Regions from separate parts of the Mus musculus genome. Here region 2 is linked to region 1. The links are chromatin loops, found by intact Hi-C in ENCODE. Cell type or tissue: heart. All regions are shown on one strand.

Region 1 (8,000 bases):
CTGCAAAAAGTGATATTTTGACTTCCTCTTTTCCAATTTGTATCCCCTTGATCTCTTTTTGTTGTCGAATTGCTCTGGCTAATACTTCAAGTACTATGTTGAAAAGGTAGGGAGAAAGTGGGCAGCCTTGTCTAGTCCCTGATTTTAGTGGGATTGCTTCCAGCTTCCCTCCATTTACTTTGATGTTGGCTACTGGTTTGCTGTATATTGCTTTTATCATGTTTAGGTATGGGCCTTGAATTCCTGATCTTTCCAAAACTTTTATCATGAATGGGTGTTGGATCTTGTCAAATGCTTTTTCTGCATCTAATGAGATGATCATGTGGTTTTTGTCTTTGAGTTTGTTTATATAATGGATTACATTGATGGATTTTCGTATATTAAACCATCCCTGCATCCCTGGAATAAAACCTACTTGGTCAGGATGGATGATTGCTTTAATGTGTTCTTGGATTCGGTTAGCAAGAATTTTATTGAGGATTTTTGCATCGATATTCATAAGAGAAATTGGTCTGAAGTTCTCTATCTTTGTTGGGTCTTTCTGTAGTTTAGGTATCAGAGTAATAGTGGCTTCATAAAATGAGTTGGGTAGAGTACCTTCTACTTCTATTTTGTGAAATAGTTTGTGCAGAACTGGAATTAGATCTTCTTTGAAGGTCTGATAGAACTCTGCACTAAACCCGTCTGTTCCTGGGCTTTTTTTGGTTGGGAGACTATTAATAACTGCTTCTATTTCTTTAGGTGATATGGGACTGTTTAGATGGTCAACTTGATCCTGATTCAACTTTGGTACCTGGTATCTGTCCAGAAATTTGTCCATTTCGTCCAGGTTTTCCAGTTTTGTTGAGTATAGCCTTTTGTAGAAGGATCTGATGGTGTTTTGGATTTCTTCAGGATCTGTTGTTATGTCTCCCTTTTCATTTCTGATTTTGTTAATTAGGATTTTGTCCCTGTGCCCTTTAGTGAGTCTAGCTAAGGGTTTATCTATCTTGTTGATTTTCTCAAAGAACCAACTCCTCGTTTGGTTAATTCTTTGAATAGTTCTTCTTGTTTCCACTTGGTTGATTTCACCCCTGAGTTTGATTATTTCCTGCCGTCTACTCCTCTTGGGTGAATTTGCTTCCTTTTTTTTAGGGCTTTTAGTTGTGTTGTCAAGCTGCTAGTATGTGCTCTCTCCCGTTTCTTCTTGGAGGCACTCAGAGCTATGAGTTTCCCTCTTAGAAATGCTTTCATTGTGTCCCATAGGTTTGGGTACGTTGTGGCTTCATTTTCATTAAACTCTAAAAAGTCTTTAATTTCTTTCTTTATTTCTTCCTTGACCAAGGTATCATTGAGAAGAGTGTTATTCAGTTTCCACGTGAATGTTGGCTTTCCATTATTTATGTTGTTATTGAAGATCAGTCTTAGGCCATGGTGGTCTGATAGGATACATGGGACAATTTCAATACCTTCACTTCTAAAACAGAGTTTGAAGCAGATTAGTGCTTTCTAACACATGGCCAAGAAACTCCACAGGTCACCAGCACTGGCTAACTCAACGGCAAAGTCTGCAGAGAAGGCCCATGAATCGTATGCCAGGGAAGAGAGGGCAACACAAAACTCTCTGTTTTATGGTTTTGTTGGTGCAAAATTCTGTAGAAGGCACAATTACAGAGTCAAAATAGGCATAAGAAGTGTGTACTGGGGCTATAGATGGAATAAGGAAGAAAGAAAAGTTGCAAAGGGACCCAGGTGTCCGAGATTATGCAACTATTTTGTATCTTTGATATGTAGCATGTGTTAAAAGTCTGTATTGGTGACCAAAATTCACTGATCTGTAGCCCGAAGATGAGTGGATTTACCACATAGCACTTATGCCTTACCTAACAATGAGTAAATTTTGTGTATTTCCAAACTTCATCAGAATCTGAATTCTTGACAAGTACTCTTAGTAGATGCTTTATTAACTAAATTTGGGAGCCAGTGGGTTTAATAATTAATTCCCCCCTTACAAATTTAGGATTCCATGAAACTCCATTTGGGTCACTGCAGCAAAGTGAGATTGTCAGAGATGGAGCATCAGGTGTATTTTTAGCTCTTATGTAGACTATGAAATATTGCTATGACTCTAGAAGTTAAAAACATACAAAGCCTGGCAAACCTCTATCCAGAGAACAGATTTAGGGCAAATAAAGAAGCATTTAGTGTGCAAACTGGAGGTATATCCTAGTGTGGCTCTGTAATTAAAAAGAAAAAAATCTGGTGGTTCCACTCTCAAAATCAGAGGAATCTAGGGTTCAAGAGCAAAAACGAGCTAGACACAGGTCAAGCATTTGGTTTCTTTTGTTTCTTTCTCTTTGTGCCTATGATTGTTGTTGTTCTGATTAATCTGAGTCTTAAATAATTTTAGTAAGCAGATAAATGACTTTCCAAATCTCCCAGGCATCGAACAATGGCATGTCTAAAGGCTCTGGGAGCACTACTCATTGTCCTTAGAAGAGCTGTGCCTGGGGAGGGCTGGGGCTCGGGAGGGCTGTGCCTGGGTGGGGGTGTGTGTCTGGGAGGGGGGCACTGGGGCTGGATAATGGCATTCTCATTTGCCTTCTACATTAGGGAATGGGTGTTATTCAGAATGTGTTATTCCTTTTCTTTTTATATTTTTAGTCCAAAAAAAAAGAATAAGAAGAAAAACATTCACTCTAGAGCAGTGCCCAGTGTCTGAGATCACAGTTTGATGGCTAGCTGCTGTCAATCATTAGGGAGGGACAGAAGCAGCCAGCTGTTGTCTGGAAAGGGGCTTCAAAGACCTCAAACCCCAGGAGGATTTCGAGACTTTGGGTGTAATAAATGAACACTTTCTCAACAAGCAAATAGTGCAGGAAGGAAGAAAGGAAGGGACAGAGGGTGGGAGAGGGAGGCAGAAGAAAAGGAAAGGATAAATATAGTAAGGCCAGATAAGGAACAATGGACTAGAGATAGCCAAACATAGCCAGGGAAAACTAGCTCTGGGAGTGACCCCTCCCACCTTCCTTTCACAGCTATCTCACTGTTTGCCTTTGCCCCCATGCTGCTCTGTCCTCTTTCTTTGCCTTTTCTCCTTACTCTGGGTGAACATGTAGATGAGGACTGTTTACAAAGGGACAAAAAAGGGCTTGGGGAAATCTAGTAAGTATGAAAGCACAATTCCTCTGGGGAGCTTATACTGCAGAGGGAGACACACAGGAACACTGGCAGCTACAGGACACAGGAGGTAAAGCAGCAAATAACTGGCCCTCTCTAGAGAAACTTTTCTTTATTTTCATTTTAATTGAATCTATCTATCTATCTATCTATCTATCCATCTTTATATATCTGTCTACCTTTCTTTTCATTCCTTCGTTCTTTCCTTCCTACTTCCTGCCATCCTTCCTTCCCTCCTTCCTTCCTTCCTTCCTTCCTTCCTTCCTTCCTTCCTTCCTCCCCCTCCCTCCCTCCCTCCCTCCCTCCCTCCCTCCCTCCCTCCCTCCCTCCCTCCCTCCTCCCCTCTCTTTCTTTCCTTCTTTCAACCTTGTATTGCTAGATCATGCCTGTGGAACCCAGAAGAAAACTTGCAGGCATTGGCTCTTTTCTTCTAGACCTTGGAGATGAAAGAGGCTCACCAGCCTTTACCTTCTCAGGCATCTCTCCAGCCCCTAGGAGAACTTTCTTGCTTTAGGCCAGTGGCTTTCAATCAGAGGACGTTCTTAGATTACAGTGGGCATTGGCAATATCTGAAGATTGCATTTGGTGAAAGGACTCAATAGAAGAAGGAAGAAAGAAGATTCTGATAGCGAAGTGGGACTAGCGATCCTCAGTGTTGAGAGGTGAGGATGGAGGATAGAAGCAGCTGCGGAGGAATCTCTGAGCAGAGGTTGCAGACATTCTGTGGTTCTCCTGATGCCCCCTTCCAAGTCAGAGTCTAGGAAGACTAGAGGCCTATTTCATGAACTCTGGGGTGTTGGCAGGGTGGCAGTCAGCAGAATCTATCACCTAGCAATGCTGCTCAGCATTTGTTTGCAGAAGAGACCTGTCTGGTACCCCTCTGTGGCCATTACATACTAACCGTTACTTCTGACTATTCCATAAGCAAGATTTGTTAAAGTTGTCCATCTTTCTCCCAAGAAGTAAGGCTCTGCATCTATACCAAAACATATATATCAAAGCAGTTTTGTAATATGGCTCATCTACTTACTTCCTGGCCTCTCTCCTATAATGCTACCACTGTATTGATGTTTGTTTACATATCTGTATAAAAATAATAAACTTTCCCTTTTGCATTGAATTAGATGAAGAAAACACATGATTAAAAGTCACCTTGAAAAAAAAAAAAGAAAGAAAGAACGTGCTTCTGAGGATGAACACGGAAGCAAGTCTATGAGGAGAGACAGGCACATAGTCCGACTTGGACAAAAAAAAAAAGTCACCTTGAGTTCATAATATCTGCCCATGAAGCGTTAATAAAAGGAATAATGACATTGTTCCCTAATTCCTCTGTATGTACATGAACATGCACAGGCATCCATACATGCATGTGTGCCTCCTATACACATTTCCAGCATGTTACCAAAAGAGGAGCTTCAGTTACACCTTGAAGATATTTCAGGTATACGAAGAGCTTTATCTCAAGAGAACATGGAAAGCAATATAGGAAATGTCTGATTTTTCTGTCACTTTATTTGAAAGATATGTAATGAGACAGTTACTCCTAGACCACTTTCTGTCCCTCTTGGCATCTTGATTTTTTCAGGTCTCACATCACACAAGGAGTCATCAGCCTTTTATGCTTGCTTTGAAGGAGAAAACACGTTTCTCCTATTATGTTGTTGACTGCACCAGAGTCTAGTGGGTTCCCCGGGAAATGATATAAATGGGCACACAACAAAATCCTGTGGTCTCTGCCACGGGATGCTGTCCACAGAATTAATAGTTTACCTTGCACTCATTGGTCTTTACCCTTTAAAACCAATAGCTACTGTTTGAACACAATCACCACTGGCAGTAAGATAAATTGTAGAATACTATTCTGTCCTAGGTAAGATTTCTCAAAACCCAATGGGCAGAAGTAACTCTTCTGAGACAAAGGTCAAAGGTAAAATGCAGACAGCTACTCTGTTTATTTGAGATAGTTTGTTCATGATTGTACATGTGACATTTTAAAGAAGCAACTGTAGTAGTGAGGTTCAATGAGAGCGACTGAGTCAACACCTTAGGTTCAGGAAACTAGGAAGGTAGAGAGCACATTCCCCAGCAAGCTCATGGCACTGATAAAATCTGTTCATGTTGTCGCATGAAATACTCCATACTGAAATGACACATACAAGCATCATCCTATGGGAACCAACACACAAGAGGTAGTTTATAGGGAAAACCTCAAGTTCACATGTACTGCAATTGCCAGATAGCTAAAGATGCATGGGGTGGCTTTTGTTGCTATTTTCCCAGAGAATTAAGCATGTATATTTAATCTGGAATTGATTTGGAGGAAAAGACCAACTCTCACACAATGCTTCGTCAATGTCGAAAGAGTTCTCATACACAAAACACTCAATAATGACTTTAGCAAGTGGTCATGATTAGTTCATTTCTCCATGCAGCACACACTACAGCAATAACCCAAATTGCCTGTGACTTATGAGTATATCTGGCAACAAGCACTAGTTCCCACTGTAGTGTGAAATTAACACCACAGACTGTAGCTGTGGCATTTATTGAGCACAAGGGAGCTGATTATAGCCTCATAAATTCAAAGGCAACCTCTGCTATTACTTAATTAGAATCAGTATCTATGCATAAATTGCAGTTGCAACAACCAGTCCAACTAGAGTTAAACATCTGTCAGATGGATTCTTTATTATACAATAACCCCCACAACCTGTAATTTTGTCTGTAAAAATTGTTCAGAGGGGAAGACTGGTGCATAGTATGTTGGAGGCCAGTAGTGCTTTCTTTCTAAGTAAACTTTTAAAATATTAATCTTGTGTGTTGCTTTTTCCCATGCAAGAGTACAACCACAAAATCCCCACCCACCCTAGTAATAAATTGTTTTGGCTGCATATGCATGGTTTTAGAGCATAAACCTTTATCTTAAAACAAGTATTGGGATGACAGATTTTCTTCCAGGATCTTTTTTATTTCTTAAATTACAGTAAGCCAGACTTCATTCATATTCTTCATACATATGCTCCTAAGGAATATTACAGAATTATCCTCAAAATTCTCCTTTACTCTTTGCTGTTATGACTGTTAAACTTTTATGCACTTGAACACAATATGCATATTTTCCTTAAGGTCCAACTTGGAAGAAGTTATTTTTGGCTTAACATTTTCTCATTGACACAGATGGGTTCAACATTCTACCAAAATAGTTCACTATTATACTCCAGAAAGATAAAATCATCAGAGTCAAATGATATTTTTGTATGACACAAATGTGTATACTAGATGAAAGGTTTAGCCATAGGATAAGCCAAATACAATCGGTCATCAGGGAAAGAGTTGATCAACAATGTGGAATGAGGCCATGAAATAAAAATGAATCCATTAAAAATTTGGCATTATACTGTGTTTTTAAATATCATTTGGCTAAATTAACAATTTTTCAACTGGATGTTTTTCTACTGTGTAGATGCTATCTAATTCATCTGCAGAATTAGAGCCACATCATTACAAAATGAGAAATTGGATATAAAGGCCCTGGATAGCTTGCTTCTGCTTTCAATTACAATCACTAATCTCTTTAGTCTCCAGATGGATACCGCCTAACCTTCAACAATAAAATATTTTTAAATATCACATTTGTCTCTCTCTGAAGTTACTTTCAAATAACAACAGGCTAATCATTTGAAATACTGGATATACTATCTGCTATATCAAATTATCATCATTGTTGTGGCTGCTATTATCTACCCTGAAAAATGTGTTTTTAGTCTGTGCTTCCTTGATTTGCTTTTCTTGATTTTTTTCTCTCCTAGGGCTTTGACTGTGTTATTGACAAGCACTTAAGTGAGCAAACATTTCTCTTTACACACAGAAATACTCCTCATTTACTCTGAGTAAGTGAAAAAGTAAGCAGCTATTGTCAAATCTGTACTTGCCTGTCACCAGGTATGGGCTGGGTAAGACTTTCTTTTAAATAACATTTTTCATGAAGAACTCTAGCTAGAAATACCATTCTCTCTCTTTTTTTCGGCTAGACAGAGGGTTTACCTGACTCCCTCCCAAACGTAAAACCATACTGGGCCACCCATAGATCATGCCGATGACAGTCAGCATGAGTGGACTTCTGGACACTGTCCCATTGCGTATTGCCTGGACTTGTGACCTCAGCTGCTCGATGACAGAATGGGGCTGGTTCTATTTAATTCCACCACATACCTGTAAGCTGCTTCAATCGGAGTTGGGGAAGCACAGCCAGCCAAGGCAGTTGTAATAAGTGTGTGCTGTAGGCATGTAGGGGGATTGCTGCACACATGCTTGGCTTATCCAGGGGAATGCAGCAGATGGAATTTTGCCTATCAGGAATAATTTCTGTTATTCTTTTATGACCCTAAACACTAAAAATATGGAAAGGGAGCTTTCTTACCTTACATTTTCTGTGAGAAATCATGCCACAGGACACTGAGGACAATACAGTTATAAACAATGTTGAGGAAGGCACATCTTTAGAAATCCAGGCTGTCATGGTTTGGGACCCAAAATTAGAAAAAGTTCAATTTAATTCAACCTCCCTGTTGATAAACTAATATTTTATTTAGTAGTGTTGGGGTATGCATAATTATAAGGCTGCTTTCATAATATTTCATTATGTTAATTTTTCGCACCTTGAAGAACTACCCAGGCCTCCTTCATTCTAGGCACGAGCGCTGTCATCACATTTGCTCCTTTAACTTCTTCCTTCCTCGTTTACAGTTTGTGGTAGTTCTGGGACGTGGGTGAAAAGTCAAACAGCAGAATCTTGGGGATGAGGCAAATAAACATAATGGAGAAGAGGAATCATGGGGGAG
Region 2 (8,000 bases), 84 kb after region 1:
CTCCTGCCTGCCACCATGTTCCCCACCAACATGGTCATGGACTTGCCCTCTGAAACTGTTAAGTCCCAAATAAACTCTTTCTTCTGATGCCTGATTACAACAATAAAAATGTAACTAAAGCAGAGGATGACCCATTCAATTTCTGTAAAGCTTTTCCTATCATAAAATGAAAAGTAAATGATTCATTCATTCATTTGATTCATTCACTCAGTCCACACATGTATTCAGAAGTTCTACCAGCTGAACACTCACAAGAGGAGGCTGAAATTCTAACTATTTTCTCAGTGGAGAATTTTCTTTTTTCTTTTTTTTTTATGAAAACATTGGACAGTTGTCATGCTACCATGGAAATAAAAGCTATACACTAAAAAGTATTAAGTGTTACTCTGCAGCAGTGTGGTCCTGAAGTTCGGAATGAGAACCGCTTGTTGTAACAGAAGAATCGGTATGCTAATCTTATTCAATTTTATCCTTTGGATTCCTCTGGAATTTTTAAGTGAACTGGTCTTATTTTCAGTAATGTTGATAAAATTTGAGTTTGAGAAAGGCATACAAAGAAGTTTATATTTCATCCCAAGTCAATGTTCTGCTCTGTCTATTCTAATTTTTAAGGCAATTTGAGAGTCTCAAGATACAAAACAAAGAAAATCTCCCTGAGTGCTGAAAGCTGCCATGCACTGAGATATCTATTTGAAAACACAAGAACTTCCAAAACGAATGAGATTTTATATCTTTCCCCACAGGTAGAAAAAAAAGTCATTATAAAAATGCTTAATTTTTTTCTCAAAACCACTATTTATATATAAATCAAGCAAAACAAATTTATATTATAAAGATTGAAAGATGATATAATATTATATGTGTCCATTTTTTATATTCTTTGCATCTCCAGCAAATTATGGTATTTTTAGGTATATGATAGGGAGGAACTCCAGAATGCTACAGTGAGATGCAGCTATGTAAATCAGTTTCAGTCTGTGCATGGTTCTGCTATTCATCTGCTGTAGAAGAGAATTCCCACCGGTATCGTACACTATGTCCACAGGTATTATAAATATCTTTTCATAGATCTCTACTGAGGGATAAAGCATGGGGTCAAGCCAAAGTCAATCTTAAATTTTTAAGGCAGGCAAGTATATCATTTGCATACAGATCAGCAATCTGTCCTTTCCTTAAGGGAAAGATTTACAGGTACTTTAAAACCAAGCCTAATCTATAAAACAAACAACCACAGCACACTATAGAAAAGGGAGAAGAGAGGAAATAGGGGAGGGAGGAGGAAGCAAGAGAGAGGCAGAGACGGAGACATTGAATTCTAATCAGTTTAAATGCTTGTTGGAGAAGAAATTCTTGCTATAAATTGCTTTGGTTATGAGTACAGAAATTCCAGCATAAACCAAATTAGGACTGATGATCTGGGAATGCTCATGGGTTGTTCCAGAGCACTAAGAATTATTTATTTACTTTAAATTTATCACCATAAAGATGAGAATTTGGGTCATGGGTTGATTGGGTGGGAAAGAAGCAGAAGAGTTTGTCTAAGGAAAGCCATCTTTCCAGTTACGGCTAGCTTGGTTGTTGCCTGGTGATAATTTGGATTGGTCAAACAGAACATACATGTGAGGTTATGTTTTAGAGTCCTGTGTTTTTCTCTGACCATCCAAAGGGAAAATTTCAGTATCCTCAGTAAGGCTCAGGCTGGATGCTAGGGACATCCTCATCTGGCTCAGAATTTGTAATGATAGCCTGCTTAGCCACAATTCAGGAGTTTGGAGGTATGGAGAACAAAACTCAAAACAGGCAGAAGTAAGAGGCCCAACTCAGAAGTGAAGTCTAAGATAGGCTGATAACAGAGGTTTGGGCACCATGCCAGGCTCTGACAAAACAAAAAGGTGCTCCTGGGTCATTCTTCCAGGGTTCCCTTCACCATGCTGAGCCTGATTCTTCTTCTAATATCCGGATAGAACACAGCCATTTAGACAAGCCCCAACTTATTTCATACCTGTTTTATTAAACACTTGAATTGTCACACTTCCTGTCAGTGTTGAAATCGCTGCCCAAAGAGAAACTCCTAAAAACAGGACAGTAGCCTTTAGCAGCTACAGAGAAATAGAAAGAGACTAGTCATTATAAGAAATCATAAGAATTGTCAATTAGTAAAAATTACAATTATGATCATACGATCATAAACTTATAGTAAAACACAGAAGGGGAGCTTGGACAATGTGGCGGTTTGGCTTCATGTGGATGATGGAGGAGTTCTAACCTCCCAGGACAGTAAGAGCAGGGCTTTCAAAATATGCCCTGGACACATTCTATCCTCTCCACATCAAACACAAAGACAGGAAAGTCTGACCTTTTGGGGGAAAGAGCACAGCTTTCCTCCAGGCTGTCAATATGCTTGTGGGAACTAAGTCTTCAAAATACAAATGGTAGCTCAAGGCAAAGGGCTCAGCCCTACTGTGCTGTGTGTTTATGCATACCCTTTCCTCTTTGGTCACATCAACTCAATCATGAGCAAATTAAACACAAACACCTCTTTCCGAAGTCTCCCTGGATTCCTTATGGTTCTATTATCCATTAGCTTCCTGTGGCTAGCATAATAAATTACCAACAATTTGATGTCTTATATCAGTAAAAAAAAAAGAAATTTAATCCTCACACTTCTGAAGGGAAGAAGTCTGAGATGAAGATGTTGGCCTGTCCTTGCCCAGTCCTGATAGCCCCAGGGGAGAACCCTTTACTGCCTGTTACAGCCTTTGGCTTCACTAAGCATGTTTTGACTTCTGTCAACCCAACTACAATAGCTACCCATGTTTGCACACTGCCTTCTCCTCTGTCTAAGAATAGTAACTGAGGCAACAATAGCAGGATTCCTGTATGATCTCATCTCATGATGTTTACTTTCATTCATAAAGACCTTTCATTCTCCAAAGAAGATCATATTCATCATGGGTCCTGGGTGAATTTGCCTCAGTCTCTTTTAACCTGCTACACACCCTCAGACTAAGCACAGGGCACCTGCCCCTCACTCTTGACTTTCTCTGAACATTTCCCCCATCGTGTGCTGTATGTCACTCTGTGACAAACTTATGACATCATACAGCATCTGGACCTCACTTATCTGTGGGCTTTTGTCACCTAGGCACTATGGGCTTCCCACAATTGTCTCAATTAATAGATGCTTATTCCCACAGCATGAAGCAAACCTGACAGCATATACCAAACCTGACACTGACTGTGATGGTTTGAATATGCTTGGTCCTATTAGGAGGTGTGGCCTTGTTGGAGGAAGTATATCACTGTGGGGGTTGGGCTTCGAGACCTGTCTCCTTCTGCTGCCTTTGGATAAAGATGTAGAACTCTCAGCTCCTTCTCCAGCATCATCCCTGTCTGCACACTGTCATGCTTCCTGCTATGATAATGGACTGAACCTCTGAAACTAAGCCAACCGCACTAAGTTGTCTTTTATAAGAGTTGCCATGGTCATGGTGTCTCTTCACAGCAATGGAAGCCCTACGACACTGACTATCACAATTCCTGTCCCTACAGTCTTTATGTGGTTCTTCAAAGAAAGAACTTTTGTTTTCTATCATTTCTATTCAGAAAAATTTGTGTGCAGTTGATTCCAAATTTTATCAGGTGATGAAAAAAAAAATGCTTGTCCTGCTACAAAGAAGGCACAATTGTTATACTCAGTTATCTTGCTAACTGGCATGATGTTTTGCATTAATTTAGTTTAAAAAAGAGAGTAAATGCTTTGAAATGTACATTGTTATGACCCAAACTCCTGCTTGTTACAACATCTATCTATCATGACAATAATTTGCCAGTGGTGCAGAGTCCCAGAATGTTGGAGTAGATCGTGGTAGTTTCGTTTTAGAGTATTGGGTTTTGAATAGAACTCTGCTCTCTTGCTGGGTTATTCCTCTCTAGTAAAGAAATACATGCATTTACAAAATAATGGACGTTCTTTGCATTTTGAAAGCTGATCATCAATTGTAGTGTAGGGAGCTATGATCAAATCACTTCAGTTTCTTGATGCATCTGAGAGGTATCATCTGGGGTTGAAGATATGAGCCCTACACATTCATACTCCTATTGAAAATAATTGGGTTTGGTTCTCAGCACGCATAATCAACTGTAACTACAAGTCCAGGGGGATCCAAGACTGTGGGCACTAGCTTATATGCACATAATGCTTCCCCCAGCACACATATATACTAATTAATAAATGAATTGAGAGAGAGAGAGAGAGAGAGAGAGAGAGAGAGAGAGAGAGGCCATGTGTTGTGTGGGTTTCTCCTCTGTGAGAACTGTCCTTACAGAGTTTCAAAGGTGTCCAGAAAGGAGCTCATGAGACCATTTAATGGAATTTAATCTCTTTAGTGTGGATCATAAGGGTGTCCTTCAGCTAACTCCTTCAAATGTCAACCTAGATAGTGAGTGTCTTCCATAGTCTTCCCTGGTGTCCCAAGTTTGAGGTGAGGCTCTGCTTGAATAAGCTCTTAAAACTCTTACATATGAGACTTAAAACACTCTGTTACAGTTTCTTGCCCATCTGTCCCTTCCATCAGACTGACAATATTATCACAACATGCTCATCATTTCATCCCTAGAACTTATAAGTGCCACTTCTCTGCAGATGTCTATAGACTTGTGGAGTGAGTGATTGAATGAATGAAGCACTCTGCAGAAACAACAGGGTATTTGGATGTCCTTCATGGACAGTGAGTATCCCGGCCCTCACGTCTCCTCTCAGGCAACTATGCCAGACAATGGATCTGTGTCAGAGAAGCCTCTAGCGACACCAGGCAGAAAGCACATACTCATCTGCTTCTGTTTGCTTCCAGGCAGAAAGAAAGATGATCTATTTTCTGACTTTGATGCTTTTTGCATTTTAATGAAAATAAAAATACCATTTCCTTTTCTCACATTAACACTGAGAGGAGGCCCCCGGATAGGCAGAGTTGCCAAACTTTCTTTCCTTCCTTGTTCTTTCTTCTTAAACCTCATTTAGATCCTATTGTTTGTTACATCAGAATAAATCATCAGGCCTGCCCAAGTGTAAGCAGCTGTTAAACTGTCCTCGGGTTTTCCTATTAAGTGGCTAGAATCTGGGAACGCACTTTCATCCGGAAAAGACTACTTCAGTGTGAACTCTGAATGCACACAGGGTGATTATAGCACAACATGAGAGTCCTTCCTTTGTTTAGTCAACCGTATGGAATGAATGAATGAGTGCTGTCTTCCAGAATAGTCGGGGTACCTGTGTTAATTTGGCCATTGAGTAAGTAGCAATTTAGTGTAGCCTGTTCTGAAAGCAATAAATTAAGTTTTCTACTACTCTCTACAACCCTTCACTTTTAAGGCCTAAACCTTAAATAACTTCCTTGTTGTAGGACCTCATGACCTCATACGGTTTAGATGGGATCAGGCAAATTTTCATTCTCTGAGACATAAATGAAACTGCATATATACTTCTTCCATTATCACCCGGTTTCTCTTGGACTAAAGAGTGGGAAAAGGCAAAAGTAAAGATTGCAGATGCATTTCGGATCCTTTTTCCTGATAATCCCCCAAGGAACAAGATACCCAGTGGTGGGTGTGGTTGAGCTTGATGGAATGCTTGTTTTTCATATTAACACAGAATTTCCATTTTAAAATTTAAAGAGGAAAACCAAAAGCTTTGGTAGGAGAGAGAGTGACAACACCACAAGGTAATTACCCTGTTCCCTGCTGCTCTGGACACTAGCCCAGAGAGCAGCCCATTCCATGGGGGAGATTTATAGTCCTGGAGGTCTGCAAGGAACAATGCATTTCCTACTGCTGCAGGATCTGTAAAAGCTAGTCTTAATTTAAAACAAGACTTTGCTGGAAATCATTCCAGCAGACTAGTTCCTATGACTGCAAGTGAAATGAACTCAGACGTTGGAGAGAAAATGTTTGGTGGCGGACTACATCATAATTAAACAGTTAATGAACATGCAGTGCAGCCAGCTGCCTTCTGCAGCGTGGATAAGGCAAGCTCACCTTGGTCAGAGAAAACAATGCTCTGGGCAGTGTTCTTCACTGTGGAGGTCTTTCCTAGGCACCACTGAAACTGATAACTACAGTAAACAGAATCTGCATCTGCAGGGAGAGATTTTTCAAGTGATTAATACTGGATTCCGAATGGGGAGGCTTAGCCCACTTAGATTTATTTTATACTATAGTCTTTACCAAAGTTCAATCAGAGGGCTATTTTCAACACAGGGCTTGCTTTTTGCTTGGACAGGTGGTGTAGTCTCTCAAGCAGGTTTTCTCTGAGTTTAGAGATAAGATTAAGTCAGTAGGATACTGCTGGTTGTCCTTAGCTTTTCCCCAAATTACCATGATAAGATCAGCTTTCAATTATTCAAAGTGGCACAGTGTGGTGGAACAATGACCTCCAATGAAAGCTCTTTCCTTGAGGTCTGATATTGGCCATTTTCACAGGCTAAGTAAGCATATTTCCTCAAGGGAGGATTTACTTGGAGGAACAGAATGAAGGAATAATCCACTATATTTGTCATATTATTCTGAACAAAAGGATAAGAACAGTCCTGCTCCACTTTTAGACACCTTTTGAGACACAGTGTTGAAAGTCTCTATGTTGGAAGCATGGTTTCCTTGTGAGAACTGTCCATTTCTGACTCAAAGAAAACTGTTAATCTCCTTTTCATATCTTGTGAGCAGCCAAACAAACAAACAAAAAATCAGCTTAATTTTACTCTCACCCTCTGCAAGACACAGCCTCACTGATCTTATTTTTGGCTAGGATGGAGGAGTTTTATTCTTAAACACTGAACTAGTCCATCATGATGACAGAAAGCAACTCTCAGAAGATTGAAAAAAAACCCAAACAAACAAAAACCAAACCAAAGCAAAAAAAAAAAAAAAAAATAGAGAAGTTACTTTCAATATCTCTCATGCTGACAAGCTACACGGAGGTAGCTGTAGAATCTTTCTCTGTTATGCATTATCAAGAGACGTCTGTGTGCCAAGCGTACATACCTCCTGCCATCAACAAGTTGACAAACCAGGAGAAAGTACAGACAAGCAAGTGAATAATAACAGCCCAGCATGGCAAATGATGCAGCCAATGCATATTTAAACAGATGCCTATAGAAAGAAGTCGTATGTGTGATTTGTAAGAGAGCAATGTTAACCACAGGATACACCTCTCCAAACTACACTTCAGTGCAACAAGGGTCAGAAGCCTTTCTCTACAAAATGGTGTGGACAGATGAGCAGAATTGGCACCCAAGGTGCACTGCTCAGCCAGTCCAGATGCCCATTTGTTTTGAGGAGCATAGTTATTGATCATGGTTCTCAAACATCTGTCTTCTTCATCACTGGAAAGGCTCAATAAAGCACAAGGTGCTAGTTGCCAACTCAGTTTCTCATATAATCTGGGTGGTGCCCTGGAGTTTACCTACTAGCAAATTGCCAGCTAATCCTGACATTGGTCAGGGAACTATTTTTTAGACTGATGAGTGCATGCTCAGGAGGCCAGAGAAGGGAGAAGATTTTCAAACAGCCATTAGACTGTTAGGAAAAATGCCCTAGCACCTTAATATCTGGTATATTTAAGGCCTAGGCAAAATATTAAGGTTTAGGTAACGTTAACTAGCTGGCATGCCATTTTCTGGTGTTACTAATATTATAAGAAAACTTTCTCATATGTTGTTTCTGCTGTTACTAGGAAATTTTCTCATGTTCAAGTTGATTACATATACTGTTATGTTCTGTGCCCTTGGAAACCAATCATGGCAGAAGTTAGTAGAACTGTTTTAAATAGTTACCTACAGTAAGCTTGGACCTAAACCAACCACCGAGCAGCACTTCCTGCAACTGTGTATAAGCATTTATGGTATTTTATTTCTAAGCTGCCCTTGGGATGGACCCCAACATATGAGGCGCCTGTATCAATATGTGAAATGGTTTGGAATAAAACTTCTGTTTTGATTAGGGGTCAA

Evidence for each region. Peaks named below come from ENCODE experiments on the same cell type or tissue, not always from the same donor. Only the 100,000 strongest peaks of a DNase experiment are listed, where the experiment ranks them.
Region 2: it touches region 1 in a loop (2.0-fold over the local background); 2 of 42 quality-filtered maps call a loop at or near these places.

Annotation. Positions count from the first base shown.
Region 1 is chr19:18,099,149-18,107,148 of GRCm38, forward strand. No RefSeq gene overlaps it. Among named protein-coding and RNA genes, the nearest start is that of Gm22880, 240 kb to the left of the region's middle. In heart, no CTCF peak of the experiment used is centred here; no DNase peak of the experiment used is centred here; H3K27ac peaks cover 1,988 bases.
Region 2 is chr19:18,183,518-18,191,517 of GRCm38, forward strand. No RefSeq gene overlaps it. Among named protein-coding and RNA genes, the nearest start is that of Gm22880, 320 kb to the left of the region's middle. In heart, no CTCF peak of the experiment used is centred here; no DNase peak of the experiment used is centred here.